2 separate regions of the Homo sapiens genome follow, and region 1 is linked to region 2. Evidence: chromatin loops called from intact Hi-C (ENCODE). Cell type or tissue: PC-9. All regions are shown on one strand. Region 1 has its middle 6.8 kb from the start of SLC35D1. Region 2 overlaps IL23R (interleukin 23 receptor).

Region 1 (2,500 bases), 150 kb before region 2:
AATCCTGACAGTTGAGATCCTAGTTGTCTTATTTTGCCATCCAAAATGCTTACTACTTTGCATTTATCAGATCTGAACAACATAATTTAATCAATGTGTTGAACCAGTTTATTTTGTATGAGAATATTAAGATGATCAAGATCTCTGTGAACTATATTATGGCAAAGAGTAAAAGATTGGATGTCAATCCAATGATGCTATACTGCTGGCCCTGACATGTAAGAGGTAAACTGTTTTAGTTGGACCCTATAAATTAATATAGAGACAAAACATTTGCCATGTTAATAGCTACACACTAGGTGTCAGGAAATGTCATGGTGATTTGCCCTAGTAACACTACGTCTGGAGCATCAACTAACATTGGAGTCACCTCCTGATTAAGTTTATAACCACACTCAGTTATTTGCTAAGATTTCTCTTCTGCATTGGACAAACAGGTGACTTAAATGGAGATGTGATAGGATTCATCCATCTTTCAAGTCTTTGATGATGGCACTAATCTCTGCAACTCCTCTAAAGATGTGGCATATCTTTTTTTGTACTGTCCTGAAAGGGAAGGAAAGCTCCAGAGGCTTCCTCTTTCTACTATCGTGGTCCTTATTCCATGGGTCACACAGACACTGTGAGGATTTTACCAGCTGCCTAGCATATCTATTATGCCTAAACATATGTCTCTTCCAATTATACATTCAAGAGCTGGAGACAAAAACACACAGTGGATTTGTGGACCTACTGAGCACATCGTGTTTCAAAGTTGGGCTAGGTCTCCAATTATCACCTGACTCACTTCTATAGTCTAAATGTGTGTGTCCCCCAACAAATTCATGTATTGAAATTGTCATGTGAAAATAGAGATGAATCTCTAAGTAAAAAGGTTTTGTTTGGGAATAGTATACAAGACGTAGGATTGTAATTTGGGACATATATACAAACCAGGATGGCCTCCAGTATATATGGAGAACAGAGTAAAAGGTTAGGATTTTATTGGAGAAAGAGGAGATTTATGCAAGTTGTTTTAAAAGAAAGTTTTTTGGTGCTGGCAGCATCTTACAAGAGCTGAAGAGTTTTGATATGTGAATGTCAGTGGTCCTTAGGAAGGACTTGTAATCTTGGAGTTTCAGTTAGGCCTTTACATTTAGAATTGGGTTTGTGAGTCAGTGTGTCAGGCATGTGTTCTTGTGTAAGCGGCTAGCTGTCCTTGTGCTGCCAGCTGTCTTTGTGTGACTCACGTAGTAAACTGTGGTTTGGAAAAATGTCCTGTGATAGTTTGTGTTATCAGGCAAACTGTGTGTGAGAGCCCTACCAGCATAGCCTTCTCTAGCTCCATTTTGCTAGGGTTTGACACAAGTGACTACATTTTGAATCTGACAATGTTCACAAAATCCTAACCTCTAAGGTGATAGTTTTAGGAGGTGAGGTCTTTAGGAGGTGATTAGGTCAGGAGGGTGAAGACTTCATGAAAAGAATTGGTACCCTTACAAAAGAGCCCTGAGAGAGACCCTTTACCCCTTCCAACATGTGAGGACACAGCTGGAAGATACCACCTATGAACCAGAAATCAGGCACTCACCAGACACCAAATCAGCCTGCATCTTGATCTTGGATTTCCCAGCCTTCAACTGGGAGAAATGAATTTCTGTTGTTTATAAGCTACCCAGTAATATTTCATTAAAACAGCTTGAACTGACTAAGACGCTACATAAGCCCCCAGTTTAACTGGTAGACTGCAGGACTGTAAGTGCCCAGGAATTAGTATCGGTTGGCCAGTGTTTGATAATCCCACAAAAGGTCTGGGTATTTCCTTTTTGTTACTACACAGTCACCCTAGTAAATGGCAGCAGTTTCCTTTGAGGAAGACTTGAAAGAAGATATACAGTATACACTTGTGGCTATGATATAGGGCCTTCCTCAAAGAGACCTGATCTCTCCTTCAATCCAAGAGATTCTCGTATTGTACATGGCTTAGGTCTGGAAACTGAATAAAAGACCGTGACTGTCCATTTCTGAGACTCCAGTCAGTTTTCTTTGCTGTCAGGTCTGGTTTTTACTGTTATAGAGATTAAGGACCATTTTACTAGGTTGTCTAACTATTTCATTCTTAGGGACATTATAATCAATAGGATACTGCCCAAAATTCCTATGGCTTAAAACTATGATTACCACTATGTTACTGCTTTCCTTTTATAATAAATATGCCCCCTACCTTGTCTTCTGTGGTTAAGTACTACTGCTTGCCTCTGATACTCCAGAACTTCCAACATCTCTATTAAATTGCGGAGCCCATCTCAATACTGAAAATTCCCATTATACCTAGCTTACAGAGCACAGCCACAACAGAACTTCTCAAGGATGTACATGGTCTATACACAAGTGTGTTTCTCCACATGTCAGTTATGGGATTTCCTCTGGATTCTCTCAAGGATGTTGAGGGATGGGTGTGTAGATTACATGTGATAAATATGCTCCACCATTCCTGTTTCCCTAAGCACTGGAATCTTTT
Region 2 (2,500 bases):
GGTCCCATAAACTTATCATGCAGCTGAAAAATTTCTGTCACCTAGTGATTTATATTACAATTGCCTGCAGGATTCAGTACAGTAACATGCTTTATAGGTTTGTAGCCTAGAAGCAACAGGCTATACCATATAGCCTAGGTGTGTAGTAGGCTATACCACCCAGGTTTGTGTAATTACAATCTATGATGTTCGTACAATGATGAAATCGCTTAATGATGCATTTCTCAGAATGTATCCCTGTCGTTAAGTGACACATGACTCTAGTTATCTCTTGAAAGATGGTTCCAGGTCAAAGCTTCAGATTTTGTCTCTGGAGACACAGCTGCCTCTGGGAGAACATTTACAAACATCTTGCTCCCACCTCATTTACCTCTCTCCCTTCTGAATTCCCTAGAAGTCTAGCTTAGACCAGGTTGGAATATATACAGATTTTAGTAAAGGCTCAGAGATAGCAAGAAGAAAATAAATCTCAGCTGGGAGGGGTGATACAAGCCTATATTCAGCTACCTGAGAGACTGAGGCAGGAAGATCACTTGAGCCAGGGTTTTGAGGCTGTAATGCACTATGATCCCACCAGGGATAGCCACTGCACTGCAGCCGGGGCAATACAGTGAGACCCCCATCTCTATAAAAAGAAAGAAAATAAACATCTCAGAGAAAAACCACCTACTATGTAATCTTGATTACAAAATATAACTAGCTTTTCAAAGTTGGTTTGAGACCTGTCTTTTCATTTTCTAAATATTTATGTGGTCTTTAAAGTGATGTAGAGTCTGTGAGAGGCACTCAGTTACTGATGGTATAAGTTCAAAAAAATCTGGCTTGACCTCTTTCAAACTCTGTTTCCCTATTTATATAATGGAGCTAATACTACCTGTCACAAAGGATTGTTATGAAGACCATATGAGATAACAAATATTCTTTCAGTTCCATTTGCCACTTCTGACAAAGAGAAGGTTTTGAAAAGTGAGCTCAAATGTACCTGTTACCAAGATGGCCTATGTAGCACCACCAGGGGGAGCAGAGAATGAGAGTTTCAACCAGAAAACAGTTGGTTTCTGAAAACTTATTCAGAGACACTGGTAATATAATTCCTTTCTATTTTCTAAACATTTTTCTAGTCTATTACATACTCCTATTTACATGAAATAAGAGGGATTGGTATATCGGCTATCTACTGCTACGATTGAGGGAAGAGAGAGACCCTCTCATATTGTTTTATATTTTTTTATACTCAGTACCTGTTTTAAGAAAAAACAACAAGGAAGTAAAAGCAAAGACAGGCAACCCAGCACCAGGCCCGAAACCAGGACTGGGCCTGCCTGGCCAAAACCCAGTAGTTAAAAATCAACTCATAACTTAGAAAGCGATGTTATTCATAGATTCCAGACATTGTATAGAAGAACATTGTGAAACTCCCTGCCCTGTTTTGTTTCTCTCTGACCACTGGTGCATGCAGCCTCTGTCACGTACCGCCTGCTTGCTCAAATCAATCACGACCCTTTCATGTGAAATCTGTAGTGTTGTGAGCCCTTTAAAAGGACAGAAATTGTGCATTCGGGGAGCTCGGATTTTAAGGCGGTAGATTGCCGATGCTCCCAGCTGAATAAAGCCCTTCCTTCTATAACTCGGTGTCTGAGAGGTTTTGTCTGCGGCTCGTCCTGCTACACAATAATGTGTAACAAACTGCCACAAAAGCTGAAGGGACATATAACAATAAACATTTATTTCTCAATGTCAGTGGGGTCCAGCTGGTCTAAGGTGAGCTTTGCTGGAATTGGGCATGTGTTTGCAGCTCAGCTGGCTCACTCCTATGTCTTTGCATGAGCTCTCCTCTACATGTCTCCTGGTCCTCTTTCTGCCATCAACAGGCTAGCCTGGGCATGTCCTTATGGTGATGGCAGAGGGCAAGAGTACCTAAGGCCCAATCTTTCCAGTGTCTTTCAATCCTCTGCTTATATCAGGCTTACCAATGTCTGTTGGCTCAAAGCAAGCTACATGGACAAACCAGAGCCAGAATGGGAGAACGTTCAAAGCTACATGGTAAAGGGCCAGGATATGGGGCTGGGAAATTACCTGGGCATTATTGCAATCCACCTCAAAATGTCATCAAGGCTCTCCACCTGCTGCTGGAACCAGTTCGTGTGAGGAGAGGAAGATGGTAGCATCTTTCCAAACAATAAAGACCAAGAACCTTGGCAGTCTTCATCCTACTCTAGCATTTGACACTGTTGACCACCTTGTCCTGAAAATGTCTCTCCTCTTGGTTTTCCCATTTCAAGAATGTGTTAGTCTTCTATCAATATTTCTGGATGCCCTTTCCTTTGTAAATTATTTTTTCTGCCAATTCCCTAAACATTGACATTCCCTTCATACCTACCATCTCACTGTCTCCTCTCTTTCTTACTCCTTTCACCTATTCCCAAGGCCTCAGCTACACCTGTATGTAGGCTAGAAACTGGAGCCCTCCCAACTCTCATGAAAGTCAGACCTATATTTC

What was found. Hi-C counts contacts between places; a loop is a spot of excess contacts. Peaks named below come from ENCODE experiments on the same cell type or tissue, not always from the same donor. Only the 100,000 strongest peaks of a DNase experiment are listed, where the experiment ranks them.
Region 1: it touches region 2 in a loop (1.9-fold over the local background); 10 of 110 quality-filtered maps call a loop at or near these places.

Annotation. Positions count from the first base shown.
Region 1 is chr1:67,059,742-67,062,241 of GRCh38, forward strand. No RefSeq gene overlaps it. Among named protein-coding and RNA genes, the nearest start is that of SLC35D1, 6.8 kb to the left of the region's middle. In PC-9, no CTCF peak of the experiment used is centred here; a DNase peak (open chromatin) is centred at 1,190.
Region 2 is chr1:67,213,556-67,216,055 of GRCh38, forward strand. The region is part of intron 6 of IL23R (interleukin 23 receptor); the gene reads left to right. Among named protein-coding and RNA genes, the nearest start is that of IL23R, 48 kb to the left of the region's middle. RefSeq lists an enhancer at 1,810-1,949. In PC-9, a CTCF peak has its summit at 1,023 (motif pointing right); no DNase peak of the experiment used is centred here.